Regions from separate parts of the Mus musculus genome. Here region 1 is linked to region 2. A link is a loop called in an ENCODE intact Hi-C map of the cell type or tissue named here. Cell type or tissue: heart. All regions are shown on one strand. Each heading gives the region's core, and the rest is flanking DNA. Links, peaks and the distances in the headings are about the cores only.

What was found. Hi-C counts contacts between places; a loop is a spot of excess contacts. Peaks named below come from ENCODE experiments on the same cell type or tissue, not always from the same donor. Only the 100,000 strongest peaks of a DNase experiment are listed, where the experiment ranks them.
Region 1: a loop joins it to region 2, with 3 times the contacts of the local background. A loop is called at or near these places in 2 of 42 quality-filtered maps.

The regions. Positions count from the first base shown.
Region 1 is chr11:90,411,011-90,427,109 of GRCm38, forward strand. No RefSeq gene overlaps it. Among named protein-coding and RNA genes, the nearest start is that of Hlf, 28 kb to the left of the region's middle. In heart, for the core only: no CTCF peak of the experiment used is centred there; DNase peaks (open chromatin) are centred at 6,241 and 7,071; H3K4me3 peaks cover 1,081 bases; H3K27ac peaks cover 1,067 bases; H3K27me3 peaks cover 264 bases.
Region 2 is chr11:90,176,529-90,192,627 of GRCm38, forward strand. No RefSeq gene overlaps it. Among named protein-coding and RNA genes, the nearest start is that of Gm11494, 41 kb to the left of the region's middle. In heart, for the core only: a CTCF peak has its summit at 7,029 (motif pointing right); no DNase peak of the experiment used is centred there; H3K27me3 peaks cover 147 bases.

The DNA of each region.
Region 1 (16,099 bases), core at 3,405-11,404, 230 kb after region 2:
AGAATGTGGCTACTTTTTGCCCTTGTCTGAAAAGTCTGTCTGAGACTAAAGTGAAGAGACTCAAGAGTATTTGCATTCTCAAAGGAAGTTTCAAGAAAGCCCAGCAGAGACTTTATTCTCTGGTTAAGTCTTATGAAGAGAAGTTTGAACAAGCATAGCAAGCTTAGAAAGGAAAAATATAAAATATATGGTTTAAGTATTAAAGGAGTACCAGGAAGTGAAATGGAGCAAAATCCTGTGTTCTAGGAGATAACAGATTAAGGGAGTGGGACCTTGGGGCAAGATCCTACCCAGCTAAATTTAGATCCAGGCATGGTAGTACACACCTTTAATCCCAGGAGACAAGCATGCTGATCTCTGTTTTCAAGGTCAATCTGCAGAGCAAGATCCAGGATAGCCAAGCTTAGGCAGTGAAGGATTTGGAAAACAGAAAGCCAGTGACAATGTAATAGTACAAGCGGGTCCTGTTCTAATTCCTGTAAGCAGCAGAACTTGGCAGCTTCAGCCATGTGGCTCTGGCTCTAGAGTTAAGAATGGAAGGAACTACTGGGACAATTGATGCTAGTTAGCTGGAGCTAAGACATTAGCAATGATTAAGAAGAGACCAGCATCACTGAGTTGAAATCTGAGAGTTGTTTTCTGGGAGCACAAAGAAGCTGTGTTCCAGAGATAGCCAAGGTTGTACCTCCCGCTACAGCTGGACTTGGTAATGTGTAAGAATCACCCAGGTGTTACTGGTTTTGAAGGCATGAAGGTGTAATGAAGAACAGCTGAGGCTTGGCACTGTGAGAAGTCATGGAAGGCCATTGGAGAAGGTATAGAAGGTATAGCCTCAGCTGTAGTTGATGGCCCAGGACTGAAGTGGTCCTGCAAAGGATTTGAGGCTTGGCACCATGATGAGAGCCCATGAGAGGCTATTGATGAAGCCTAATTGGAGTGGAACACCCCAGTGTATTGGATGATCACCAAGAACAGTAGCCATAGTGGAGTGGATCAACCTGAGCTTAGAGTGCTACAGAGGGCAGAGCTGGAGAAGTGAATTCAGCCCTTAGGAGGAGTCCAAAAGATCAAGTGGAATCCCAAACACTGAAACATGAAGCTGCAACATTAAAATTGCCTTGAAGATTCAAAGATGTTAAAGATGACAGAGCCATCGGGTACATGCTGAGGAAAGCTGCTAACAGGGAGTGGAACCAGCCCAAGAGAAAGCAGTTTGTTGCAGTCAACAGAGATAAAAAAGGAGTGTAGATCTGAAGACTGCTTTGACATCATCCATGGAGGTGCAAAGTTTGGAGTTTGCCCAGTTGGTTCCCTGCCTTGCTTTGGGGATTACAGTCAATTAGTTGCATGAATCTCAGAAGAGACCTTGAACTTTGGACTTTTAACATTGTTATGAGGACTTTGAAAGTTGGGCTAAATGCACTTGCATTGTGCTATGTTTAAGTATGGCCCCTATAGACTCATGTTTTTGAACAAGTCTATGGGGACCAGGGAGTGGAATGTGATGGTTTGTATATTCTTGGACCAGGGAGTAGCACCATCTGGAGGTGTGGCCTTGATGGAATAGGTGTGACCTGGTTGGAATAGGTGTGTCACTGTGGGTATGGGTTTAAGACTCTCATTCCAGTTGCCTGGAAGTCAGTCTTCCACTAGCAGTCTTTGGATGAAGACGTAGAACTCTCAGCTCTGCCTGTGCCATGACAGCCTGGATGCTGCCATGCTCCCACCTTGATGATAATGGACTGAACCTCTGAACCTGTAAGCTAGCCCCAATTAAATGTTGTTTTTATAAGACTTGCCTTGGTCATGGTGTCTGTTCACAGCAGTAAAACCCTAACTAAGACAGAAGTTGAAAGAGTGGTATAGAAAGGGTAGGAGAAAGAAGATTCCACAGCTACACCATCAGATCCACAAAGATAAGAGGTTTGGACCATTTCATTCTCGGAGACACACACAGTCTGCATGAATATGGGACATGGTGGTGGTGGGAGTGCTTCTTGGCCACTTGCATGCTGGGAGAGGGTTTGGGAAATAATACAAGAGGCACTTATTAACAAAGCTCAACAGAGAAAACAAAATGCTTTCTTTTTATTCAATACTATGACGAATGGGTCAACATTGGAGACCATGAATACCTATGGCTTCATTTCCTGTGAAGAGAGATTGAATGGAAGTGATGTCTGTGTCACACAGGTCATCCTTACAACTTACTCAATTCAACAGCCAATCTCAAAATGTAAGCCAAGCTCTTAGTCCTTTTGAGTATGCTACCTTACCGAACTTAGAAGCCGCACACAAATAACTGTTTAGCCACGCTCAGAACGGAGAGCCCACTGCTCAATAAAATACCAGCAGTCTGGCCAAGAAGTGTTAAGTCAGAAAGGACAAAATGGAATCACAAGTTCTATGGCATCCATAGAGCAGCAATCGAGGAGTAAGACACTGGGGTGTCCTTTCCATTTGCTCTCCTGACACCCAACAGGAATTGCTCTTTGAGAAAACATTTAGTGTTTGTAGGCTGGCCAAAACTTCACGTGCTGTTTGGTTTTTTTTTCTGGATCTATTCTCAGATGAGGCCTTTCTAAGTTCACTCTCTCTTCTGTCTCCAAACCCTAACAGAAGGTAGAGAAGGTAGTTAAGATACGGTCTGTGTCTGACAACAAACAGCACATCTTATATTCTTAATATCTTGCTAGATGTTATAAGCTGAACTGTGTTGTTCAACTTATATGGTCAAGTCTTACAACATTGCGTGACCATATTCCCAGGGAGACATGGGAATATTTACTGAGCCCCAGACAGGGAATTAATAGTAGACCAATTTAAGGACAATATGAATGGCCATTTTGATGAGCCAGTGTGTTCTATGGGGGTTACATACAGGAGTATGTATGAGGGTTACTTACAGAAATGACTAGAAGACAGCTGGATTACTAAGGCCCACCCCAACATGGTGATACTTCATGAAAGCTAGGCAACCTGCAGGCAGGTCAACAGGTTGGGGAGTGCCTTTCCTGACAGCTCAATTGGTCTGAGCCTTTTCCAGGAGGCTTGGCTAATTGATCTCTCTTTCTTCTAGGTAGTTCCTCCTTACAGCTTGGCTGCTCTGGGAGAGTCTCTCAGAAGTCCTTGCTGCTCATCTGTGGTTGAGGAAGGAGGAAACCCATGAATCTGGAGAGTTTCAATGGCTTCAGAGCACTTTGTTCTAACTGCCCCCAGGAAAATATGGGTACGCTGTACATAGCCTTCATCTGCATGGAGGGAAACTTTATCATGTTCATGCTCAGAAAGAAAAAGCCAGTATTATTATTCAGTTGACATGTAGACCAGGGCACGGCATCAGGGTGACTTTGTGGGTAATAAATAACAACAACAAAAATATCCTACAGATGGAAACAATAAATAGTATGTGTTTGACTCAACCATCTGTGAGTGTAGTCTGATGGAGGAGTGGCCTTCTCCACCCCTGCTTATTAGGTCAGTGGCTGGGCTGTCCTCCCCACCAGAGCAGGAAAATGGCATAAAGGACTATCCATGCTTCTTTGGCTGGCCTCAGTCACAGACAAAGTACAGGGCTAAAGGAAGCCCCGGAACGTTGCTGCCTTAGCCAGCCATTGTAAACGAAGCAGCAGCAACATGAGCAGAAATTCACTGGACACTACTGTATGCGTCAAGCCAGCCTTTTCTAAGAGCTGTTGCTGCATTCCTTCCAAATCCTCATATGGAGAACAATGATGTGTGAGGAGAGATGGGAACTGTGGAGACAACTTAATGGTCCACCGACAGATAAAGGGATAGGAAAGATGTGGTCTGAGCATCTGGTAGGATAACTCAGTAACATGTAACAAGAAGGAAAATCTTCCATGTGAGAGGACACAGATGAGTTGAGGACGTCACACTCAATGAAATGAGTTACTCTCAGAAAGGCGCCAACTTCCCGGCTCCACATCTACAAAGCATCTACAACGGTATAGAATCTGACCGGAGCTGGTAACCAATGAACATGGAGTTTTAGGTAAATGAGATAGGTAATCTCCAGAGAGCTGTCTTAGAACCCTATGCAATGGGGAATGCACTGTAAAACTTAACATTTCCTATAACTGATGAATTTTATGTCAAGGGTCGATTTTATTTTTATGACAATAAAAAATAAAAATAATTAAAGAAAAAAAAACCTAGAAAGAAATAGAGTGATAGGCACTACCCTGCCATACTGACTCAGGTTGTCCACGGCAACCCCTGAGTCTGAGGGGAGGTAGATCTCCCTACCCACTCTGAAAGCACAGGATGGATGGATAAACAAGATGTAGAACTGACGTTAGGAAAATGTCCATAATGTGGACCACAGCCTGAAGCTACTCCCATTTTCCTTAATAGTGCAGGATGTTGCAGGCAGAAATCACACATTCAACGGCATGTGGCTCCTTCAGTGGCATTGTTATCTTCTGTCACAAAGGTCTCTATGTAGCACTGGCTGTCCCAGAATCCACTCTGTAGATCAGGTTGTCTTTGAACTCGTCAAGATCAGCTTGCCTCTGCCTCCTCTACTGGGACTAAAGGTGTGTGCTCCAAATGTTCTTTGAATGCCATAATATTTTCTCTTTGTCCAGGGACATGGCAGGCATGCCTGGGTTTGGAGATTATCAGATGCCTGCCCAGCCTTCTTCTAGTACATTGCCTAGATGCCTCGGGGTCCACTGTAGCATCCCTAACATTTGTAGTGAAAAGTTAAAACAAATCTGGAGTGTTCTCTGAGTGTTCCTGTGCTAAAGGTTTGATTGACAGCCTGAGGTGCTATTACCATGGACTAGAAAGGAGTCAGGTCTTGGTTGTGTGTCCTTGAAGGGCTCTGGGAAATCGTATTTCTTCCTTTTGCTTTCCAAACTTAGGTCCTAACCCTAACCAGCTGTGTGAGGAGAACAGTATCCCCCTCGGGCACCCCTAACCTTAAGGTACTATTTTTTGTTTGTTTGCTTTTGTTTTCTGGGACAGGGATTCTCTATGTAACCCTGGCTGTCCTGGAACTCACTCTGTAGACCAGGCTGACCTCGAACTCAGAAATTCGCCTGCCTCTGCTTCCCGAGTGCTGGGATTAAAGGCGTGTGCTACCACTGCCTGGCTTAAGGTACTCTCTTGCCACATGCCAGCAAGTCCAAGTGACCATGCATCTGAAACTTTGGAGATGGCAAGCCACAAATAGAAATTTTTCCTTTTAAGTTGATTCTCTGCAAAAATTTGTCACAGCAATAGAGCGCTAACACATCTTGTCACTTGTTGTGACTTGGGGGGAATCTGTCATCTCTGTTATTCTTGATTCACAACAAGGAGTTCATTCTACTTGCACCCCCTTTCCAGCCCCCCAGTCATAATTCCCAGTATGGATTAAATGAACTGATCAGACATTTTTTTCATTTTCCAAACTTAAGCCTGATTAGCCTTGCGGTAGCTCACAGAACTTAGAAATGCCTGCATTGTGATTTATGGCATTCTTATAAACCTCACTAGCTCTAGTGGATTTTTAATAAATAACTGGCAAGTTACCACTTGAATGCTATCTTATATCTTACAATAATTTAATGCTAATGTGTAAGAGTTAACAGTAATACTCAATATTTGCTATTTTGGTACTACTTAAGAAAATATTTGATAGTATCTATCAAAAAAAAAAAATAGCCGGGCGGTGGTGGCGCACGCCTTTAGTCCCAGCACTTGGGAGGCAGAGGCAGGCAGATTTCTGAATTCAAGGCCAGCCTGGTCTACAAAGTGAGTTCCAGGACAGCCAGGGCTATACATAGGGCCGAGGAGGTAGCTTAATGGTCTACTCCTTGTTTACTTAGTATAAGTACCAGGTTCCATCCTCAGTTCTGAAAAGGTCACAAGAAAGTTGCATGTATTTTTCATGGCAATCTGACTCACAGGAGTTTCCTAAGACCAAGGAGAGAAACACCATGGCCACGGACATTCTTTTATAGCCAGCTTAGAATCACAATCACAAAAAGAATATACATTTCAGCCATGCGCATGGCTAAGACAATTCTAGTAAAAACTCCCCAGGGAAATATTATGCAACCATTAGTAGTTCTCTTTGTTTGGAACACTTTCCCACCCCCTCTGCCTAGCGTCTCTGCCAGCTCACTCCCACTTAAGCCTTCAGAACTCAGGGTACCCACCCCTGCACTTGGACGCCCCTCTTCCCCTACTTACATAACTCCTGGGCACACCTCAGTCAAGAGATTTATATAGCCTGCTGCATGGTAACCCATTGATTTGGCCTGTCAGTCTCTCTTCTGGATCGCACTCATTGAGACAGAGGTAGCATGCAACAAGTTCAAAGTCAGAGGGAGAAGGCGAGGGAGGAGGGGGTTGACTGGGAGGAGAGCAGTGAGCAGGATGCAAAGTGAATACGTAAAACATAAAATAATAATAATAAATCAGAGAGGGGGCACAGGAAGCAATTACTTCGAATGCGTACCATTTGGCTTCAGCTGTCTAAGAACTGGGTTCACAGCCCATATCCACCCCTGTCACAACCCTTTCTGCCCATCACCCCACTTCTTCCACAACCTCCTATAGAAAGGGGAAAGTGTGCTTTGGAATGGGAGTTTTCTGAGGTTAGTGGGTGGAAGATTAGAAAGGGGGACTGTGAGACATTCCTGCAAAATTCCATTAACCTCCTTTGTATTTTCTTTCAAACTTTGTTTACCCGAACATAGGAGTTGCCCTCAGGTACTGGGGCAAAGGATTGCAAAAGGGTCCTTGAAACTGTTTTCACTTCAGGGTGACCCAGGTTTGCTCTTTCCTTGCAAACGGTGTTGTAGATGGAGACCAGTGGAGTCAGCCTGCCTGTGACATGCGTTCCCAGGCCACTTTCCTCCCCACTCCAATTTCAAGCTCTGCTCCTAGTCACATCGCCCGGCGTTCGCTTCTGCCCGCCCGACTCCCGATCAAGAGCTCTGAAGGGAGGATAACCTACAAATCCTCCCGCGGCTGGCCCGCCCCTGCCCGCGCCCGCCCGCTCCCGGCCCCATCACGTTGACTGCCGAGCGCATCTCGGCTGCGCCCAGGCGGGGAGGCGCCGAGGGTAGCTAAGGGGAGCGGGTCACGTGAGAGGAGGAGCCTGACCTACTTTCAGTGGCGGGAGGCGCATGCGTACTGGGCTCCTGCGCTCCGGGCGGGAGGCTCACGTGGAATCGCACGTGCCCGGGCGTCCGGGACAGGGCTGCACAGCCCAGGGGCTGCACTGCAGGAGGAGCGGGTGCAGATCGCGGGGTGCGCGGGTGCTGCTTTGGTCAACGTGGATCTGAAGTTTGCAGCGTCAGATTCAGCTCTTCAGACTTCAAGGACTTTTAGGAGTTTCAACAGCCCTTGGAAATCTGTAACTCGGAATTTATCCTGGGAATTGAGGCCCCCCTAGAAGCATCATAACGCCGCAGCCAAGGCAAGGGGGTAAAATAACCTAAATGCCTGAGACAGCGTCACATCAACGAGCTCAGTTCATGGAAACGAGGAAGATGGTTGGACCACACTTGGAAAGAGCAATAACTGGGAAATAGCTCTGTAGACATCCAGGCAGGAAAATCCTCAAGATATATTTATGTGCTTTTAATCCTTTTTAGGGAGTAGGCGGGCAGCAGTTTGACACTGTAGCACAACACATGGCCTCAAATTAGTGGCAATTCTGCCTCAACCTCCTGAGTGCTCAGATTATAGACCACCACTCCTGGCTCCATTAAGCGACCGTTGTTTTTTCATTATGCGACTAAAAAAAAAAAACCCAACAACTATAAACAGTGTATAAAATGTTAGCACTTGTATGAAAGATTACACCCACATGAACTCCTCAACACCCCTCCCAGAACCCACTAACTCTAGAAAGGTAGAGAAAAGATTTGGGAGGCTGAGAACAGAGGTTTAGTGACTACCAGTGCTGGAGTAACTTAAATTTTGTACCTTATAGGACTAGCTTGCTTTTAGCATTTAAAGAACCTGAACAGTTTAACTGTATTGGGTGCGCAGTTTTGGGGTTTTATGTGAACCATTTTCATCTCCTTAACAATATCTGCTTCATTGCCAGCTCCTCTCAGCTCGGGTCTGAATGGCTATAAAGCATTCTGATAATCTGCACGCGAAGTTTTGAGCTCCTGAGTTAAACTACCTGAGTGTCTCAACACCTTTGAGAGCCTCCCAAGTTGGGCCTATGGGGTGGGGTTGTGGGGAGGGGCATTACCCAGGGATTCCCAGAGATATATATTTGCATAATAAAGCTGTTTCCCACCTGCTATTAGCATTCACTCTCCCAATGACTCTGCTGAGTCGTTAGTAAAGAGGATTTTAAGTTTTGTGGTTACTCTGTACTGGCTGGGGTTGTCTGCAAAGAACAGAAAATAGACCAAGCAAGACCTCTGATGAGGAAGCTGCAGAACTAAAACACATAGTAAAACAGCCATCCTGGGTAGTTTGAGTTATCAGCAAAGCAGTGCAGGGTAGTTAGGGTTCCTGTTACCCATCAGCCAGAGCTTTCAGCGGCTCCAGCCATGACACATTTTCTGCACTGTTTCTTTCCAGAGGCATCAAGCCTTCCCCGTACTCATTGGCTTGAGCTATGGCTAATGTGCACGTCTGAACCCTCCGCAGGACACATGAGTAGGACCTGTTCTGATTCATTTGGATTAATGTACTAGCCCCTGAACTTTGGGAGACGGAGAGAAGACAGACCAAAGATAGGAGAGGTGGGCAGACGGCCGCTGTGTCCCTCACACTACTACTGCTATTCCAGGAGCGGTGGGATGAACTGAAGGACAACGTGTGTCCTTCTGCACATTGGCAGCCAGCGTATTTGCTGTACGCTTCTCCAGTTTAGCATCAGAACAGAAGAACTCCTCTGCTACTGAAAGCACCACCACAGACAGGAGAAATCAGCATTGCTGATTTGACAGAATTCTAAAAAAAGGAAGTCTGCAGACACCACGGTAGAGATGCGGTTTCCTTGATCTACCCGTACAGTAAGCAGCCAGTACCTACTATATGTAGAAGGACAAACACTTTTGGAAAATAAAAGATCGGGACAAAACAAACAAGGAGACAAACAAGAAGCCCAAAAGACATCCATGACCAAGTCCCCAAACTCAAAGGGAGTACAGTCAAGTAGATAGCTCTTGGCAAACAGTAAAGGATTGTAGACAGCAAGCGGCTAAGAGCCACTGTAGAAGCGACTGCCGTGTGGCATATGTTCAGAGCACAGGCAGAGACTGGCTGAAGAAGACAGTCAGTGGGTGTGGGTCCTGAAGGCAACTCCAAGACCATAGTACACTGAGGGCATCCTAAGTGTGACCCGACGGCTAGAGACTCAGCCCCTTTTCTTTGTATGTTTTTTCTTTTCTTTCTTTCAAAAGTCTTTCTTATCCATGGTGTTATTCTCTATTGCAAGCCTTGCTTTCTGAGCTGTCAACACACATGTGGATTTATGTGGATGATCTGGAAAGCTGTCCGTTTGATAATCAGGCATGTGTGTGTAAGGATTTGTGAGTCTGGGACGGGATTCTCCAGCAATTGGTCTCTCACCAAGATCAAGCCTTGCAGAGAAAGTGGTTTTGATAGTCCATCTTCGTTATCATCTAACTGGATTTGGAATCACCTAGGAGATACACCTATGGGTGTGTCTTCAAGGGTGTTTCCAGAGAAGTTTTATTGAGGAGATGAGACACACCCCTCCCATCACCACCAATGTTTTCTGTATTGTTCCATAGGCTGGAATTCTAGACTGAATAGAAAGGGGAAAGGGGAGGGGGTAGAGGAGAAAGGGACAAGGGAGGGAGGGGAGGGGAGGAAGGGGGAGGGGAGGGGGAAGAGGAAAGGGAGAAGGGAAGGAGGACAGGGAGAGGGAAGTGGGGTAGGAGGTGGAGAGAGAGACAGGGAGAGGGAGAGGTAGTGATCTGAATGTCCGCATTCATCTTTGTTTCCTGGCTGGGGACACTGTGTGACTGGCCACCCCATGCTCTTGCCACCACTATTTTCCTTTCATGATGGACTGTGTTCCTTCAAGCCCAAATAAACCACAACCTCTGTCTGTCTGTCTGTCTGTCTCTCCCTCTCTCTGTGTGTATGTGTGTGTTTATGAGTATGTATATGCATGAGTGTGCACTCCCACACAGTAGTCACCGGAGAACACTGGGTGTCCTGCTCTATTACTCTCTGCCTTATCCCCTTGAGGCAAGATCTCTCACTGAACCTGGAGCTAGGCTGGCAGCCAGCAAGCCCCAGAGATCCTCCTGTCCCCACCTCACCATTGATACCTTAAGTGTTAGAATTATGGCTACACTTGGCTTTAAAAAATTAAGATTGACCAGGCGTGGTGGCGCACACTTTTAATCCCAGCACTTGGGAGGCAGAGGCAGGCAGATTTCTGAGTTTGAGGCCAGCCTGGTCTACAAAGTGAGTTCCAGGTCAGCCAGGGCTATACAGAGAAACCCTGTCTCAAAAAACCAAAAACAACAACAGCAACAAAAATTTGAGATTGATTTATCTTTAATTTTGTGTATGGATATTTTGCTTTTGTGTATGTTGGTGTGCCATGTACATGCAGTACCTTCAAAAGAGTACTTCAAAAGACCTCCAGAAGAGGGCGTCAGACCTCCCTGGAACTGGAATTATAGATGATAGCTAGCTGCCATGTGGGTGCTGGGCATCAAAGCTTGGTCCTCTGCAAGAGCAACCAGGCTCTTAAACAATGAGCCATCTCTCCAGTCCCCAGACTTGACTTTTTATGTGGGTGATCGGGATTCAAACCTAGGTTTTTATGATTATGCTTATGTAGTGACAGCTCTTGCCCAATGGGGAAATTCTTTTTGCATTCCCTGTAAGCTATGGCTTCCTGCGTTGGTGATGCATTAGCTATGCTGTCATTGTTCTCAGACGTCAAGCTACTGATGTGCATAAGTCAGGACAGATCAGGGTAAGTCCCAGTAACAAAGAAACACACATCCTAGTGGTTGAAAGAGTAAAGACGTATTTCTTGTTCATTACTGGGTGACGCTCCATCTCATCTTTGTTCTTGGTTGGGGACTGAGATGGGCGGCTCAGCTATCCTTTGTTCTAGTGAAACAGCGAAAATAGAGTTCAAAGGACCAGCAAAAGCAATGAACTGCTTTAGCTTAGAGATGACTCTTTGCTGCCTCCACGATGCTTTGCCTAGAACTCCTCGCATGGCCTCAGTCAAAGAGAGAGCGTAAGTGTAATTGTATCTGATGCCAGGAAAAGGCTCCGGGATTCTGGCAAGCAACTTTAACTGTGTGTCCTTTGCCACAGGCAGCTCAACAAAGTCTGACTTCCATGGCAAGTTGAAATCCCAGAAAACATATTGATGGTAGGAATAACAACAACATATTGTATTCACTCAACACATGCCAGAATAGGGCTAGACACCTCTAAACACTTTCCCTATGACCACTGAGACTGAGTTGATAACAGGCTGTTAGAGGGTAGAGAAGAGTGCAGTTGCTCTGTCAGGAATGAGGACTTAGAGTCATGTAGGTTTATTATTAGCAAAAACATTAACTTTATTTTACAAACCAGCCTTAAAAAGTGGTATGTATTGATTTTAGATATGCATTGTCTAAAGTCTGGCTTTGGTACCTAAGGGAACAATGAAGGTATTCATTTAGGAACATGAATAAATCTGTAGGAGCTAGTTTTGTGTCCTGCACTGTCCATAGTGATATTAGTTACTCTGTCAATTCATGCACAGCATGTTATCTCAGGCTTCCTTCATCCCAAATAGCTGGAAGCTCTCGAGGGAAACAATAATGACTTCTGCATCTACATTGATTCAGGAGTGATCCCCAGAGAACGATACCAGAATGTGATGTGCTATGTAGAATTCCATCAAAGGGACAGATGGAAAAGTGTGTGTGTGTGTGTGTGTGTGTGTGTGTGTGTGTGTGTGTGTATGTGGGGGGGGGGGAGGGAGAGGGAGAGACAGAGAGACAAAGACAGAACAGGTAATTCTCTATGTGTTTTTCCCTTGCTGTCTCTATACCTGACCCTGATACTCATCTGAGAATCTCTCTTCTACAGCCATTTCACAGCCTCTTCCAGGAATCACTTACCAAAATATATTTGAGCAACTAATGGTGATTTGGGAAAATGTCTCATGAACTGAACATCAAAATGAGACATTAGCTCCCATTTCTGAGTGTATGGTGTGACAAACACCGTGTCAAACATTCTTCATACCTTATTCTACGCATCCTCCACAGAACCCAGCATCAGCAAGCAGAGAGGTCCTGCAGCAGGACTGTGCTTAGCCTTTAGGAAATGAGAGGGCTATGGCGCTTGCAGCTCACAGAACAGAGGAGAGAGGCAATGAAGTAGGTGATGTGCGGTGGGGCTGGTACAGATAAGGTAGGGCTTGCTAATCTGTTGAAGGATAGGGTTTCAATGACGATGGGTGTTGGGAGGGTGGTGAGCCAAGGACTAACCTGATGTAGGATCCAGATTATATCATCTCTGCCAGTAGAATAGGCTGGAGAGAGGAGATCGGGGCTGTTAAAGGGAGATGAGATAGGTGAGTGCTGAAGCCATCCTGGGGAAAGCTGGCAGAGCTCACTCTGGAGCAGTGGTTATCAACCAAACAATTCTTTTCCTTTGCAAAACAGTTGGCAATGTCTAGACATGGTTTGGTTTTGCAGAACTTAGGGGGAAAGGGGTGTTTTAGTTGGGGTTTTACTGCTGTGAAGAGACACCATGACCACTACAACTTCTATAAAGGAAAACATTGGGGCTGGCTTACATTCTCAGAGGTTTAATCCGCTATCATGATGGCAGGGAGCATTGCAGCATGTGGGCAGACAGGGTGCTGGAAAAGGGGTTGAGGGTTTTACATCTTGATCTGCAGGCAGCAGAAGCAGACTGTGCCACTCTGGCCATAGCTTGAGCATAAGAGAACTCAAAGCCTGTCCCCATGGTGATGCATGACCTCCAACAAGGCCACACCCCCTAGTAGTGCCACTCACAGTGGGCCAAGCATTCAAACATATGAGTCTATTGGGGGTGGGGGAGCATTTTTATTCAAACCACCACAGAGAGATTGGTATGTGTTCCTCGTGAGTGGATACATATGAGAGATGCTGCCTCACAGTGTATGGCTGCCTCCCTTTAAAAAGAATTATCCAGCCTGAACGTCATTAGAGCTGAGGCAGAACAACTAGTACAGAGTGGTAACTGGTAGTAGTAGGGAGGGATGACCAGTCTCTAAGCAGGTTTTAAAGGTAGAGGCCACGGGATCCCTCAATCAGCTTCAGAGACACAAAGAGGGGCAGGGTGGCTTCCAGTCTGTAATAAGAGCATGAAGAAGAGAAGCGTTCGAGATGGGGAGGAACGGAACACAGGAGCAAAGCCGGGGCCTCAGCTTTGAAGACATTAACCCTCATCAGGGCTTTGCTCCAATCCCTAGGGCTCTCCTTCCATCTTGCCAGTGAAAAAATGCATAGCTAATCCAAAGCAGGGAGCCCCCATGGTCCAGATGTTTCTGGTTAACTCTGCACTGCATGGCCTGCACCTCCTGCTGCTTTGCTGCCTGCCTGCGCTTCATACTGTTACTTAATAGGTGTCAGGATGCCATCTCCATGCCTGTGTGTCATTGTTCTTTGCTTGTACTCCACCCTCCCTTAGCTTTTTTGTCCCCTTCTGGTAGCTCCCTTCCTGACTCCAACTGTCCCCTCTTCTGGTGTATATGTCATCTTGGAAGGGGACTGGAATGGGCTCTTCATTGGAATCACCATGGAAACCCTTTGCACAGCTCTGAGGCCTGCTGAGAAGCCAGTTCCTCTGCTGAGATCCTTATCACCAGGTGAGCCGCCCTTCTAGAAATGAGGAGAGCCCAGGACTGGGCAGGTTATGTTGCTGTTGTGTTGTCATGGTATGATGTTACCGTGTAGTATGTCTTGTTATCTTCATTTTAAAATGTTATTTATAAGTGAGGATGTTTTGCCTGTGTAAATGTCCCTTACAATCATGCCTGGTGCCTATGGAGGATGTATGAGGGAGTTAAGTCCCCTGGGACTGGAGTGACAGATGCTTGTGAGCCACAGATATTGGTACTGAGTGCCAAAGCCTGGTCCCCGGAAAGAGCAGAGACTCCTAACCACCGAGCTGACTGTTCTGACTCGTGTCATTTGTAAAGAGAAAGACGGGAGAAATGATGATAGCTTGAATCTGTGATAGAAGAGAACAAACAAACACTCAAAGCACTCCTCCTATCTGATAGAAGGGACAGAGCAAATTCAGTGGAGAACAAAGACGTCGGTGGACTGGAGTGGCACTTGGCAGGGTTTCAGCCAAGTCCAGCTGGCTGTTGTAGATGGCAAAGGAGGAGACTGTCTGGTAAGCCATGGGAAAGACACGTGCTTCATATTTCTCTGGCCAAGACAGCAGCACCCAGAACCTGAACATTCTCAGTCATTCACTCATAGTCATTGAGTGCTCTCCATGGACCATGGAGTGCTCACCATGGACCACGGAGTGCTCTCCATGGACCACGGAGTGCTCTCCATGGACCACTGAGTGCTCTCCATGGACCACTGAGTGCTCACCATGGACCACTGAGTGCTCTCCATGGACCACTGAGTGCTCTCCATGGACCACTGAGTGCTCACCATGGACCACTGAGTGCTCACCATGGACCACTGAGTGCTCACCATGGACCACTGAGTGCTCTCCATGGACCACGGAGTGCTCTCCATGGACCACTGAGTGCTCTCCATGGACCACTGAGTGCTCTCCATGGACCACTGAGTGCTCACCATGGACCACGGAGTGCTCTCCATGGACCACTGAGTGCTCACCATGGACCACTGAGTGCTCTCCAATGGACCACGGAGTGCTCAGCATGGACCACTGAGTGCTCTCCATGGACCACTGAGTGCTCACCATGGACCACGGAGTGCTCGCCATGACTCCATCACCACGTCGGCTGCCTGTGATGCAGAGAAGGGGTACTGCCCTGTCCGGCTGCCAGACAGCACAGTGATGATGTACAAACATGCACCACTAGTTTAGGTGCAGAGACAGGTGGAATTTAATGCTTCGATAGAAGTGGATGGAGAGCAGCGCATACCTCCTGAGCGGCACCAACTACATAAGAGAGACGATAACTTTGGTCTAGCCACCGTGCTGAGAAGCGAGAATGCAGAGATTAACAAAACTGAATCCCTGCCCTTAAGCAGCAACTCAACCCAAAAGCCCTGAGGATGTCTGGGTGTGGCAGATCTCTTGTGTACAAAGACAACCTCATCCCTAGGTAGACTTCTGGCTTTTCCCAGGATGCTTTGCTTCCCTGGGACAGCTCCTTGTTGGGACATCACTGATGTATCTGCCTTGGGAAATCAGGAACTCTGGTTAGAACTGCATAGAAGCTCTCCGTTCAATGGCCTTCAAAGGAAGGCAGCATGGTTTACATCATCCTGAGCCTCAGTCACAGCGGCAGGTGTTCACTTACTTTATTGGTCTTCATTTTCAAACAAGATTTCAGTAAATGATGGCCTAAAGCTGGAAATAGCTTGGGAAGCCCAAATATTATCGCTGTAGACAAGATTTCTGAAAGAGAGAAATGGTTTTTGAGGATATCACACCCAGAAAGCTAAGACCAAGCCTGGGTTTTATACCTGTGGTCGCTTCATTTCTTGCTCTGCTCATGCACCTCACTGCAATGGTGGCCATTTACAGAAGCTCTAGTGTCCCTTGAAGCAAAGGGATCAGGGCCACATGATGGGTTAACTGAGCAGGGAGAGAAAGAGCTGGAAGGATCCTTTGTTTATGGGTGAGGCTTAGAACCACTCCTTGCCTGCAGGTCAAGATGGTGTAAGTGGAGCATGAAGAACAAGGGTGTGTGCTGGCTAAGAATCTAGCATTTGCTCAGTAGTACCAGGAAGCCCAAAAGCTAGAAGGTAGTGAAATGGATAGATTGCTTATGAAGTGCCCTAGATAGAAGAAATATAAATAAGTGGTTCCTCTCTGGAACTATGAAGTCATATAGCTTTTCAGATAGGAATTCATTTCCAAGTGCTATAAGGGGGAAACAGAGGAATCAGACAGTGGGATAGAA
Region 2 (16,099 bases), core at 3,294-11,293:
CTTCCACACAGGTCCTGTGGCATGTGTGCCCCTACAGGCATTCTACAAACAAATAAATAAAATGCTTACATGATAAACATTACTACTACCATTTATTCTTATTAGCATTAGCATTTTTATGGAAAACTGACCGTCCTGTGGACATTGATTCCATCCAAATCATAGAAAACGGAAGCTCACACTTCTACTTTTCTTTATATAGTAGACTGAAAATCTCCCTCCCAGAAGATAGCCACATTCTAATGCCTGGAACCCATGCATGTTGCCCATGCAGACACTGTTAAACCCAGGCTCTTGAGATGGGGAGATTGCACTGGACCATCTGGGTGAGCTAAAACTGCCAACACGTGCAGACTTTACACACAGAAAACAAGACAATGAGAAAATGGAGTCTATATTTGGAATGCCGGCCTTAAAGTGATAAATCACAGACCACGTGAACAGGAGAGCTAGACACGATAGAGGGTGAGCCTGCAATCCCAGCGCTTAGGATGTGGAAGCAGAAGGACTCAGTACAAGACCTCTGCTTCAGCTACTTCAGGAGTCTGAGGCCAGCCTAAGCTACATAAGACCCTGTTAAAAAATACCATCACCACCACCACCACCATCATCATTATCATCATCATCAAGGGAGGGATGGTAGGAAGGGTGGGGAGGCAGGGAGGGAAATGGAAAGGACCCTCTTCCAGAGTGCTAACTCAAGCACAAACTTGCCAATACCTTGACTGGTGGCCAGTGGTATTAATTTTGAACTTCAGACATCTAGTACTGCCTGATATGGTGGTGCACGCCTTTAATCCCAGCACTTGGGAGGCAAAGGCAGGAGAATTTCTGAGTTCAAGGCCAGCCTGGTCTACAGAGTGAGTTCCAGGACAGCCAGGGCTACACAGAGAAACCCTGTCTCAAAACAAACAAACAAACAAACAAAACAAACAAACAAACAAAAAAGACATCTAGTACTGTGAGAGCATGTCTGAGTTCTAACAGCAAAGCTTGTGCTAACATGTTACAGCAGTCGCAGGAAGCTGACATGTCCACTCATGCTACACGAAGCTGGCAGGTCCACACACGCCATAGCTCACTCATTCAGCAGACAAATGCGTCATCCCAACTATCGCTTTTCAACAGTTTCTCTTTTCTCCATCAGATCCTGAGATAGTATGCTACTAACAGACACATGGCCACAGCTATCTGCGAAGTGCCTCTTACTGCCCTTAGCCACCCTCCATCCCTGATGAAATATGTTAGCACTCAGCTCAGTTGGTTCTCTACATTCTTACTTCTTCAACCCACTTGGAAATTTGAAACTTCGTCATACAAACCACTAACTAGCTCAGCTCCAAAGAGGCGTCCTTTGTCCCACCATAGCCATGCACCTTCCCCATGCTCTCAGCCTTGTCACTACCAAGAACTCCAAGCTCTCTATTCCAGCACTGCCTGGTTCCAGCTACCAACCTCTGGTCCTCTCAAGACACTGACTGTCACTCCTTCTCGTAACTCTCTCCTGGCCACACAGGGACCATCATTGCATTAGCCCCACCGTTTATCACACTTCCCAGCCACATGCACACACACACACACACACACACACACACACACACACCCTCCCCACCCACCCAGCTTGGAGGCTTTGATCTACTGTCAGAACTATTCACATCCCAACACTTTCTATGGATGCCCCCCCCGCCACCCCCTCCCCCCCCACACACACATTGTTCTGCTCACCTGATGAGACCTCTAATCTGCCTAACAAACCATCTGCCTGCTTTGAGCTAAGACATCTTGATAAATTCTCAGAGGCGCAGCAGAACTGGATGGCTGACTTCTGTTGAATGCCACTGATCACCAATTAAGAAAATGCCATACAGCCTGATCTTCTCAGTTCAGCTCTCCTCCTCTCTGATGACTCTAGCTTCTGTCAAGCTGACATGCAGCCAGCACACTATAGAAGTGTGGCCCCACTCCTGAATGGGGTCCATCGTTCCACATTGATTCTGAATCTCATCTTTGCCCAAAGATGTTGCTACTATGGGCTTCCCTTTGTCCTTTTATATTGGAATGTTCCCATGGACCCACATGCATGCCTCTCTGTAGTTCATCTTTGAACCAAACAGAATCCCGTGTTCTGAAATCCTTCACAGCTAAAACCCTCCAGGCATCCATAATCTACACTCACTGCCTCAACTGTCTGCTTTAAGTTTCTTTGTCAACTTATTTTGGAGAATTTCCACTCTCACCCCATCCTTCCTCTGGAATACTCTTCAGTTTTTATGAAGACTGTAAAATTACCAACTCTCTAGTCTCATTACCCAACCACTTAGCGTCATTTGCATTTTAAATTACATTTATCTTGTGTTGGGGCACAGCCCATAAAGGTCATACGACAACTCATGCATGTTAGTTCTCTCCTTCTACCCTGAGGGTCCTCGAAATTAAACTCAGATTGTGCCTGCTGACAAATACTTTTACACACTGTGCCATCTCACCAGCCTATCCTTTAGTGAATTGTAACCGACTGGTTCCATACCTTTATTAATTAGAGTCTATTCTCCCTTAATTTTCGTGGTGCTGTGTTCTGGGATTCCTCTTACCCCACCGGTCTCTCCTCTTCCTCATTGTTTACTGATTCTTCTCCTCTCTTGGGCCTCCAAATGAGGCTTCTCTTAGCTTCCTTCAAGACTTCTCATCCAGTTCTGTGATGTGCAGAGTGTTGCATGTTGTTGACTCTGAAGTCTGGGTTTACAGCATCGAGCTTCCCTTAGGATCCATGCTCAATACCTAGATGTCTCCTCGGCATCTCAAACTTAACTCATCCTAAGACGATCTCTTGATACATCTGATCCCTTTCCCACTCCCACTCCCAACTTGTCTACGCGCCACTATATGAGGGTGTCTCATCTCTTGGGCTTGGAGCTATAGATAGTTATAAACCACCATGTGGGTGCTGAGACTTTAGTCCTGGTCCTCTTATGAAAGCAGATGGTACCCTTAACCACTGAGCCATACTACAGCCCACTCTATGAGACTCCTATAGATTAATAATTGTGTATTGGCATAATTACATATCCTTTTCTATCCTATCTCTCAACTTTGCCAACCCAGTCTCATCATGGAGTCTCGAAAACTCTTGGCTATGACCCTTATATTGTCTGGACATATATTCCATTGTAAGTGTCACCAGTATCTTCCATTCGCCCCTCTCTCAGTGACTGCACTTAACTATTCAAAACATTGCTGCTCTGTGTCACATGCAGGGTGGGAATGGGGTAAAGGAAGGAGGAGCATCTTCATAAACCTGCCAGCCTTCCATTACATGGACCAAAGCCTAGCCTTTTCTGTATTCGAATGCTCTCTTGCGTGATTCTAGACTTTCTCTGGATATATGATGGATTGGGGTGGGGCACAGGTTAACATCTGAATGTGTGTCACCTTTTGGGACCCCCTTTAAAGTCTCCTTGCCTTACAAGTAGGAAAGATACTTAATCCTTCAGTCTTCTTGTCTTGTATTTGAGGGCTTAGCGTTCTTAGTCTCTTGCTGCACAACACTGAATTTTTTAAAGGAGCCCCTGCTCTGCCTGTAGTTCCTAATTCTTGGATGTTGGTATAGATGTCTGAAATGTGCAAAGGAATTCAAGAATGATGGATTTGGCTCTTCAAAGCTGAGTATCTCCTAAGAGTCACCACCTTTAGAAATCCTGGATGAGAAAGGGAAAGAAAGTGAACTGCAATAATTCTTGAGAAGGAGAGAAGAGAGGCATGACCCTAGCCTCTTTAAAAAATACTTCCCCCTACAATGTTGTTCACCATCATTTTTATAGGCCTGGGTATTTTTTTCTGTGTCTTCTGAGGAATTTCACCATAAAGTTATAAAAGGCTACATGAACGCTGCCAGGGAGTAGCTATTTTAAACAGAAGGTCTCTATCTTTTATGGAAGTAAATTCCACATACGAGCATTTTCTTTCATCTCTCTTGCTTTGTTCTGCAGCCATACCTGAGAACAGGGAGCCAGGAGCCCAGCAGAGCACCAGGAGGAGCAAGTCTCCAAGTAAAGCTAGGAGGACCCTGAAAAATCTTGTAAACCACGATTCTCTTTGAGCCACATCTGATATCACCTAGAGAGTAAACACATAGTCTGTTCATTCTCTGGGGGTGTTACTTTTTTAAAAGGAAACTCACACACACACACACACACAAAAGATGGTTTAAAGCAGAAATTTCAACCCCTCAGTTGTGGACCGGATGTCTGAAGTCAAGAGGCTGCTTCTTTCTGGAGGTTCAGGGGGAAGCTCTGTCTCCTGTCTCTTCCAGTTTTAGTAATGGCTGGCAATCCTACATGTTCCATGAATTATGCACTCCCATCTCTGCCTCCATCTCTGCATGGCATTTCTGTCTCCCAGTGTCTCTTTGTCCTTCCACTATGCTACTAAGGGTACCAGTGTCAGATTCAGGCAGTCTTATCTAGAAGTACCTCAACTCAGCATACCTTGTTTCCAAATGAGGCGATATTCTGAGGTTCCAGATAGGTGTGAATTTGGGAAGGGGATACCGTTCCACCCAGGGCAGTGAGAGGACTGTGAAATGGTTCAGTGGTAAAATGTAACAGTATTTCTCCAGAGGCTGCCAGAGGGCCACATGGGCATTTACAGGGATAAAGAGCTGGAAGAGCTGGAAGTTGTCTTCAGTGATATCGTTTGAGAATGCAGATTAGTGACATTGTTTGGCACTGCCACTATTGCACTAGTTGCTACTGCAGAGGTCCTTAATCTGTAGGTAGAGTCCCTTTTGAGGGGGGCAAGTGACCCTTGCACAGGGTTCGCCTAAGACCACTGAATAATATGTTTGCCTTATGATTCATCACTAGCAATATTACAGTTATGAAGTAGCAATGAAAATAATGTCACGGCTGGGAGTCACCACAACATGAAGAACTGTATGAAAGGGCCACAGCATCAGGAAGGCTGAGAACCACTGCTCTGCAGAGTGTAACCTTTGATTTTCCACTCAAGTTAGAAACATCAGCACAAAAAGCTCTAGACTAAGAGTCACAGAGTCCTTCCTTGAGAAGGGCGTGGCACGTGGTCCACCCAGCACCCTCCAGGGGATGGCCCCACACCCACAAACATGTGGGCAGCACAAGTTAGACTTACGTGTTATTCTTTTGATGAGGATATGAAGTTAAAAGATATTGATGGGTGGAAGATGGGTCTGGAAGGAACTAGGGACAAGAGGCAATTGAATATCATCCTAAAGGTTCACCCATGAATACAATTCTCAAACAATTCACAAAAACTTAATATGGAGAGTCAGTTTTCTTTAATGATGGGGCACGTGGTGTGTCAGCCACACTCCAGAGCAGGCCCCATGCTCAAGAGTAGTTGTGAAACACAAAGGGACTTGATGAGACAAAGAGGGAGGGGAGGAGGGGAGGAGAGAGAGAGGGAGAGAAAAACACAAAGTTGGTTGGGGCTGATTTGGGAGGAGTTGAGAGAGTGGTAGATGTGATCAAAATACATTTATGAAATTCTCAAAGAATTAATAAAATATTATTTTAAAAATATTCTATATTATGATATAATAAAGAATAACACACACACACACACACACACACACACATATATATATATATATATATATATATATATATATATATATATATAATCTCACCTTATGGTAGAGGATGTAGCTCAGAGGTAGAGTATTTGCCTAGTATGCACAAGGCCGTGGGTTCAAACACCAGCACATCCAAAAAAAGGGAAAAAAAGAAAGGAAAGCAAAGAACTCTTCTAGTCTTCCTTCTGTCATTTACTGTTTGGCCTGAAAACATTACTTTGTTGAACCTAAATGTCCTTGTCTGACTTATGTTTCTATTGTAGTGAAGAGACACCACGACCATGGCAACTCTTATAAAGGACAACATTTAATTGGGACTGTCTTAAAGTTTCAGAGGTTCAGTCCACTATTGTCAAGGCGGAAAACATGGTGGCATGCCAGCAGACATGGTGCTGGAGAAGGAGCTGAGAGTTCTACATTTTGATCTGAAGGCAGCAGGAAATGAACTGGCTGAGACCTCAAAGCTCACCCCCATGGTGACAGACTTCCTCCAGCAAGGCCACACCTATTCCAACAAAGCCACACCTACTCCAACAAGGTCACTCTTCCTAACAGCACCATTTCTTATGGGACAAGCATTCAAACAGGTGAGTCTATGTGGGTCATTCCTATTCAAACCGCCACAATCTTCAACTAAAAAAATAATGAAATCTCCCATAATTTTTGTAGGTTTATGATATTTTTGCCTCTGACATTTTAAAAAATTAACCTTGGACTTTTAGGACATAGGGAACTCTGTACTTAATACCAGGAATAAGTTCCCATCCAACATTTAAAATACAAAAGATTATTTTGGTATTTTAAACATCAGACTCTGGTTACCTTGAAATGCAATAGTGTTGCAACATTGTAGAGTGCATATTTCTCAAGAAATGTTCTTGGTACACAGTCAAAATGGACTCTAGTACAAATATATGTGAATACAAGTGAGAACTGATGGGGTACCTCTCTTATGGGTTATAAATGTCTCCCTCCCGAGTATAGAGTATCTATAGAGATATTTGATCCCTATTTTAGGCAGTAGGGAGAGACAAGGGAAGAGAAAGGAGTGGGGGAGGAGGAAGAGGAGGAAGGAAGAGGAGACAGAGAAGAGAATTGGGAAATAAAGTGCCACCCCTTCTCTAAGCTTCAGTTTTCCTAAATTCAGGGAATAAGTCTCAAATGGTGGGACCGAGGTTCACCCTTCCCCCAAGCTCTGCAACACCGCATGTGTGCCACAGTCACACAAATCAAATGCAAAGCTCCCCAGCATCTGCCAGCATGGTAAGTGTGCAGTTAATGTTCACAGCGAATGAAGGAACTCGTACATCCTGACCACCCTGAGGGGTTGTTTGGAAATGCAGCAGCTTGTTACTAGTATTTACAGTCCCCTTTTCTGCCAGCCACCATCCTTGACCTATTGCCAAGTTGTTTTTCTTTATTCAGTCACCACTAGATGGCACAAAAGGAAAAGGCTTCATACAATGAAAGAAGACAAGCCCAAAGGACAAGGTGACCACAATGTGAAGAAGAAGAAGAAGAAGAAGAAGAAGAAGAAGAAGAAGAAGAAGAAGAAGGAGAAGGAGAAGGAGAAGGAGAAGGAGAAGGAGAAGGAGAAGGAGAAGGAGAAGGAGGAGAAGGAGGAGAAGGAGGAGAAGAAGGAGAAGAAGGAGAAGAAGGAGAAGAAGGAGAAGAAGGAGAAGAAGGAGAAGAAGGAGAAGAAGGAGAAGAAGGAGAAGAAGGAGAAGAAGGAGAAGAAGGAGAAGAAGGAGAAGAAGGAGAAGAAGGAGAAGAAGGAGAAGAAGGAGAAGAAGGAGAAGAAGGAGAAGAAGGAGAAGAAGGAGAAGAAGGAGAAGAAGGAGAAGAAGGAGAAGAAGGAGAAGGAGAAGAAGGAGAAGAAGAAGAAGAAGAAGAAGAAGAAGAAGAAGAAGAAGAAGAAGAAGAAGAAGAAAGAGGAAGAGGAAGAGGAAGGAGAAGAAGGAGAAAGCAGGCATCTTAGTATTGATTAAATAAAAGAGATAGGCTTCATCTTCATTTCACCTTGGACATTACAAGAAGCAGACCTACGAGGGAAAAGCTGGTCAGAAAATGAAGTTTAAGCAGAGACAGAGCAATCACACAACAATAACAACAGGAACAAATGTCTGTGCTGATGGTGCTAAAAACCTGAGGCCAAGAGAGGTAATCAATAATCTTAATCCAAATATTAATAGGACACCAAGAGAAAAGTCGTCACAATTACATTGATGAGTGAAGGGAAGCCAGGCCAGATTTACCATCATGAATCGAGGTTATCACTAAAGGAACCTGGAACCTATAGGGCAACCCCAACTTACAAGAGCAAAGTAGCCACTTTAATTAATATGGACCATAGTACTAGGAGTCTTCATTCACACTCAGTTTTCACACTTATTTATGTATCTGGTTAAAGGTGCCAAAATGTCCCGTATTATTCCATGGTGATGCCAGGGCCTCGGAGGTGCAAGGTAACTACAAAAGTTAAGATACTAGAGTTCAGTGAGAGCAAAGAAGGTGAGGGTGTGGTGTAGACTGCAGCCTTTTAAGCCTGGCCCCAGCCTGTGATTGGCAGACTCAAGACAATTCCACTTACTGGGGTCCTGTGCTCAAGAAGAAATTTCCTGATTGCAAATGGATTTTTCTATAGATCTGCCTTCAAGAGGAAAGCAAGGCATGGTTCTCCCACAGTGAGACACAGGAGCTCAATAGATTGACACTCTATTTATAACACCTGTCTCCTAGGAGCTTGGTAAACAGGAAGTGTTGCCAAGAAAAGGATTTCCTCTTGACCAAATTAATTCTCCAAATCTATCGAGCAGTTGTTGGACTATGTATTGAACACATCCTGGGTTATCTCTTGGCTGATATTCAAGGCCCATTCAAACATTCTGCTTTCTTATTCTTCCGACCGAATACTAACCAGACCCAACCCTGCTTGGCTTCCAAGACTAGAAAGAGACTGGGCACGTTCAAAGCAATATGGCCATAGACTTTGCTTTCATAGTTTATGCTGAAGACTCCGTATACTTACATAGCAAAATTATCCATGAAGAGTCCTATTAATGCAGACTCCAAGATTCAAGTCTCAAAGATCTTCGCCAGGTCAGCCTGGGTATGATACAGGCATTGCACTAATAAGAAGCTCAATGGAGTCCAAGAAGGATGGCCCCATATGTACAACCTATGAGGAACACTCATTCTGAGTCCAGAACCACTAAGCCATAGAATATTTTATTTGGAAAAAGATCTCCTAAAGATTAAGCAGTGGTTCTCACCCTTCCTAATGGTATCACCCCTTAATACAATTCCTCATAATATGGTGACCCCCAACCATAAGATTATTTATGTTGCTACCTCATAAATATAATCTTGCTACTGTTATGAATTACAATGTAAATATCTGATATGCGGGATATCTGATATGGGACCAGAGAACCACTCCTCTAAAGCATTGCTGAATCCTCGGGTTCCTGTGGAAGTTCTTCACAAATGGGTGCTGCAAGAAGTTGCTCACTAGAGCTTAATAATGCTAAATCAAAAATGAAACAAAAAAAAAAAAAAAACCTGCCAACCTCAACCTCTGGATGCATCAGCCTTTAACTAGGCGCATCAAGAGACTGCCATTATCATTAGGGAAATGGCCATTGATGTCCTGTATGACCAAAAATACACATACTAAAACCAAGGAAAGGAAATAAATTGTGGGAAGTTCTTAATTAGCTTTTTATCATAGTATCCAAATGCCTTGCAGAAGCAGCTTCAGGAAGGACTCCTTTCGGGTGGTGGATTGGGAGGGAACAGTGCATCACGGCAAGGAAGGTGTAGTAGAGCAGAGAAGGCCATGCCATGGTCCAGGAAGCAGAGAACGGTGAAATACTAACCTTGCGCTCTTCTCTCCTTTTCTCTGTCCAGACTACTAGCCTGTTGGGTGGCACCACCCATATTTAATGTAAGTCTCCCTCCTGGGTTGATCTTCTCTAGAAATGCTCTTATAGACAGACACACCCCTAGATGAGCTCCACTAATCAACTAGGTGATTCTAAATCCAGGCAAGTTAATAATGAAGATTTGCTGTGACAGGGACCCAATACAAATAATTTCAAAATGACAACAACGGAGCTTTCTAGGAAGAGGCTTGAGCATCTGTGTCAGTCATAAGGAAGAGAAGCCGGGTAATTATGGGACAGGACTTCAAGTGAGGTAGGAAAATTTATAAATAAAGGAATAACTTATTCTAGTCCATATATAAATGTATTCCTAACCTCTATCTTTTACATTTTAAGCCTTATTTTTAATTATATATACATGTGTATGCCTGTGTGTGAAAACGTACACACAAGTACACGTGCCCTCAAAGCCAGAGGCACTACATCTCCCTGAGCTTCAATTACAGGCAGTTGTGAGTCACTCAGCATGGGTGTTGGGAACTGAACTCAGTTCTTCTTCAAGAGCAACAAGTGCCCTAACTGTGGAGCCATGACTCCAGCCCACCCCATTACCCTTAAATGATGCTTTGTGCAATGAACTGTTTAATATCTGTTCTCTCTCCAGAACTATGAAACAATTCCATTCATGAAGATCAGGAAACCTAGGAGCTGTTTCAGAAGGATATTTAGACTGACAAGTGAAAAGAAAAAAAATATGAAGGATGGTGATATCTAAATTATCTTCCCATTGCTCTGACAAACGCTATGACCAAGGCAGATTATAAAACACAATATTTAATTGAGCTAACGTTTTCCAGGGATCAGAATCCGTGATGGCGATGCACCAGCATCAGGAATTGCTATGGCATCTGGGACACTTAAAAGTCACATCCTGAGCCACAAGCAAGAGGTGGATAAATAAATAAATAAATAAATAAATAAATAAATAAATAAATAAATAAGGTGGACAGAGGCACACTTGGAATGTCTTGACTCTTTTGAAACTTTAAAACCCACTCCCAGTGATTCACCTCTTCATACAAGGCCACACACCTCCAGTCCTTCCCAAGCAGTTCTACCAAAAGAAGACCAATTATTCAAACACAGGCCTCTGTGGGGACCATTCTTATTCAAACCACCACAGCAAATCTACCTACTGGGCACTGTTACTTAACTCCTGATTGAAAAACAAAAACAAAAGCAAAAACAAAAACAAAAATAAAACAAACAAGAAAACAATGCTGATGCAAATCCCCAAGGCGTGGCACCCCATATCACTCCATAACTCACATTAAGCTTTCATGAGGTAAAGGCCAGCAATGGGACACATGTCATGGCTTTCTGACAATCCAGGTTAGTGGCTATGCCCTCATTAGCAACACTTTTGCTCAAATCTATCTCTCTCTCTCTCTCTCTCTCTTTCTCTCTCTCTCTCTCTCTCTCTCTCTCTCTCTCTCTCTCTCTCTCTCTCTCTCTCCTCATTCCCTCTCCATCTCCCTCCCACACTCCTCTCTCCAGTGTCAGTGGCTAAGGTATTAACCGAAAGAGCTTAAGTTATTAAACTGAGCAGCTCTAATCCCCGAGGTTTCCCGGAGCAGTGGAGATTACTGTATTTTTATTCCAGAGTCAATGTAGCCCTTGTGTTTACTCCCTGCGATGTCCAAACTGACCCCAAATGCCTTTCTCTAGACACGCTTCCCCACTGTGGGAGAGGGGATGGAGTTCTACCTGGAGATCGACCCTGTCACCTTGAACCTCATCATCCTGGTCGCAAGCTACGTCATCTTGCTCTTGGTGTTCCTCGTCTCCTGTGTGCTGTATGACTGCCGGGGCAAGGATCCCAGTAAGGAGTATGCGCCGGAGAGCACACTGAATGCCCAGCCTTCCATCCGAGTGGTGGTAACTCAGCACAGTGCTCATGCATCCCACTGGGCAAGGGGACCCAGCCTTCACTTGAAGGATCCTGCTCCGTTAGGGAAGAAAAGCACGGTGGTGTGAGACTGGGGAACGGACACTGGGTAGAGACCAACAAATGCAGCAGAAAACAACTGTCCCCACTGTGGCTCCTGTGCTCTCCAAATACATGGACATCCTGATTGGCTGAGGAAACAGAGGCTCTGTCTTACTATCTGCGCTCTGGTCACTCTCCTTGTGAATAAAACAACTGTTTAAGGTAAGACACTCTAAAGGCTCAGCACGCAACACTTGTTCTCCAAATGCGAGATCTCAGCACTCATGTTTCAGAGTGAGGCTGGTTACTAGGACCTTCAAGCTCCGAGGGGTGGACGTTGAATAAGGTTTAAAAGACACGTAGGGTGGATAAGGTGTGTGTATAATACATAATGAAACTAATTCAAGTCTATACAACGTCGTTATTTTTAAGGAATCACGCCTACGCACACAGACTTCAGGGTATTATGTCTCTGTGTGTGACGGCCCATCACATTCCATTTCTCTTCCAATACAAGCTGTGCGGCCAAGGCCAGATTGACCTACCTCTTCATACCTCAGGTCTAGTGATGAGGTCAACTGAAAATTTCAGTTTCTGATGAATCCGTTCTCTAAAAGTATTTGAGGTAACGTTTAACACTTAGTCCTGCTGCGATGAACATCAGCCCAGTTTATATGTGTACTTTCTCGTCAGAAAGTTTCGTCTCTTGTGACTGGAAAGAGCTCATTCAGAAAAGCACTGCCTACAAGAGCAGGGGACCTGTGTTCCCATCCCAAGCACTGATGTGAAAGATGGGTGTGGTACCATGGGCCTGGAACCCCAAAGACAGGAGGACCCCTGGGACGTGATCACCTGCTCTAGCAGGACTCAGGGAGCTCCAGGGTCAGGCTCAGTGAGAGACCCTGTCTCAGACAATAAAGTGGAGACTAATAAAAGCAGCTATCCAACCTTTCACCTCCACATCCATGTTCATACGCATGCGTACATATCCACACATGCATAAATACATGCACAGACACAAGAAGTTTTACCACTAGCCTTAAACACTGGCTTGATATAATATAAACATTGCAGATTCATTGAAAAAATTCTGAGATCGCAAAACTTCTTATTTTAATCCCCCAAAAGTGTGCCCACTATGTTCTTGCTCCTTGGTTTGTTGTTGTTGACTAATAAAGTTTTTTCTCCTGCTCATTCATTCACCTGTTTCTACAAACTTACGTCATTATCTCCATCGTACATTCAAGTACCATGACTCCTCTCCCTTACAGCTCTGCTTGGCGACTTGCTGAGCTTTTCTTCCCATGTGCATCTCTCTGTGTGGAATTCAAAGTGTGCCATGAGTCTCCTACCCTCCGACCTTTGCTATCTAATGGGCGGAAGAAGACCCAAACAGTGAAGTTCAGAGAGCATTGTGGGTGCTCTGCCAGGGTCCCTACAGGTTGCAGAAATGCAGATGCATTTGCTCAGTGCTGATTGGCTAACCTCATCTACTCCGCCATCAAAGAGAAGGTGATTCACCTTGTAAGATAAATGGCTATTTTCCTAGTGGATGAAAGCTTGTCGGGAATACAGGAGATAGAATTTTGCATATAAGGAGTGTCAAAAACAAGCTTAGAAGCAAAAAAATGATAGACTCCATGGACTATGAAAGTTTGAAGTCTTTTAAAACTGTGAAAAAAAAGTGAAATTGAATTATAGTTTCTGCGAGAGAAAAGGGAAAAGGAGAGCCTGGCCCAGTCTGCCCAGCTGGCTTCTAACCTGAGTCATGTTTTGTCTTTACAGTTTTGTCTTTATAAGTAGCTATAACAATTATGAAGGCAGAATGGTTCTTTACATACATGTTTTGAAAATAATGTTGAAAATCTGCAGAATTTTTTAATGCATGGTCAAATAACAATCTCCACTCCTGAAAATGTAAGGTATGACAGGATAACATAGAAAATTAGCACACTGCTTCTAGAAATTTCTCTTTCCATACTAATGTCCTTCTTTCTTCACCCTAAGTCAGTGAATGCAAAATATATCACTGGAGAAAAAGTTAGGGAGCAGACAAAAATTAATGTTAGTGATATTAGTTAAACAATATTAATTAGTTTAGCTTTTGAGAGACATAAATGTTCAACTCATCTAATAAAAGTGTCAATAATATGTTCTTAATTAAGAATATGAAGTAAGGATTCACTCAAAAGTAGTCACATGAAATCCTTGCAGTTATGTTTCAATCCCATAATTGAAGCAATTCTGTAAGGAAAAGGTAGATGCTAGAAAGACAGCTGAGGGCTTTAAGGTTCTTCTTGGAACCAAAGTTCAGTGCCAAACTCTCATGTTGGCTGGCTTACAAATGTCTTTGACCTCAGCCCCAGAGGATCTAACAGTCTGTTCTAACTTCAGAGAGCTTCTGAGTGTGCACACTCACACATGCCCACACACACACACACACACACACACACACACACACACACATGCACAAGTACGCACGTGAGCATGTGCGCACACACATAAATAAATGATGGATTTTTTTTTTTTTTTTGGTTTTTCAAGACAGGTTTCTCTGTGTAGCCCTGACTGTCCTGGAACTCAAGAAAACTAACAGAAATGGAGAAAAGTATAATATAAGAAAAATAAAACTATAATAGTAATAATAATAATAACAATAGTAATAATAACTACCACCATGAAAGAAAACAAAAACAGAAGACAAGGGGAAACAAGGAAACCAGAAAATTAGCTGTAGGCAAGCTAAGATTGCAATGGGTGGTATTGTACTATTCAAGCCCCCAACTCCCAGGTAAGATGATTTGTAGTATATTCAATTTGTGTTCTCTAAACAGAAACCAATTTCAGGATTTAAAGATGTTTTTCTATCTCTAAGCCTCTTGCCGACTTGCTGGTCTGTATGGTGTGGCTACAAGTCAGTACTGTAGATCACGTGATTATAAAGAAGGTAGGTCCCTTGACTCATGATCCTGCAGATTGCAAAGTGCAAGAATCCTTGTGGTGCTGGCGTCTGGTCCCAGTCGTGCTGTGACATCACAGCATGGCAGAGGATGTGGCCCATACAAGACTGCTAGCTCGGGTCTCTCTTTTCTTTTTCTTTTTTTTTTCTTTTTTAAAGGCAAGCTAACTTTATTTGGTCATCACAACCCTTGGACTTTTAGAGTGCTAAGAGCACTGACCTGAGCAGCTTCTGCAAATGATCAGCATGTTCAGAAGTCACAGTGACCAAAACCCACTGTGAATATCCGTATGCAAGATACGAAACAAAAACAAACAAACAAGCGAAACACCCTACCTCCAAGTATCCGTGCTATGTGATGGCCATGTTTCCGTCATGATGCCAGTAGCTCCTTGGTAAAATGTCCCACTCTCAGTTAAGCCTAAGTAGCTACCCAAAGGTGGCACCTTCACATACCATTAACATAAAAATTCAGAGATAAATTTCCGACACATGAACTTGGGCGCCTCCCCATGCAGCCCCCAGGCTCAAACCACAGCCTTCAGGAAGGAAGGAGCCAAGGAAGAACTGTTATTCTTCCAGGAGTCTTTGGCCTGGGGGGTGGATCTATGGTTCTGCCGTCATCTCCTTTATCTACCTCATAATCTTTCTTTTTGAGGTTGTTTGGTTTATTTTGTTTTATGAAGACAGAGTTTCTCTGTGTAGCCTGGCTGTCCTGGAACTCATTCTGTAGACCAGGCTGACCTCGAACTCAGAGATCTGCCTGCCTCCATCTCTCAAGTGCTGAGTGTGCTCTTCCTATCCCTCTGTCTCTTCACCTGTTCGTGCTTGCATTTCAAATCCTAGAAGATATCTCCTTTAGTTACCCTTTATTTTTATTTTCAGCAGATGGGGGTTTCCCCTGTGTGTGGGTAGGCACATCAGATGCCTGCAGTGCTCACAGAGGCCAGAAGAGAGCACTGGATTTCCTGGGAACTGCAGTTACAGATAGTTGTGAATGACCATGCAGGGGCTGGGAATTGAACCCCGGTCCTCTGGAAGAGCAGCCAACATTCTTAAGCACCGAGTCATATCTCTAGCCTCAACATTTCTTAATTTTAATTAAAGCTATTCCCTTCAGGAATTATTTGTTTCACAGCTATGAGGTTCTTAGGTTTTATAAATTCACCACGGAAACCCAGTGGGATGGATTGCCAACCAGAAACATGCGATTCCCCCACCCCAACCTTCAAACACCATCTTATTTCTGTTTCCTTGTGGGATTAGCACTTCCTCGGTTCACATTCTTTCAATTCATTACTTTCCCATCATGAGCAATTACTGTTAAAGCAAAGGCAACATTTTACCTAATTTGGCCACAGCAATAGCTGAGGGGGCATGCACACACAACACCCAGAAGGCAACGGGAAAGGGAGAGGAAAATGAGGAATTCTCAAGAATTGAACTACATGCCAGGTGGTTGGTTTTTTTGTTGTTGTTGTTTTGTTTTTTTTATCCATGATATTTATTTTCCACACTCCTGTATAAGAGTAACACAAAAATAGTTCACATTTAATGATATGTAGCTCGAAGCATAGCCATGGCTTCTTTAAGATCCCTGAGTAGCTAGCCCATTCAGCAGGCAGGATATGAACCTCTTTCTATTGGTCTCAACA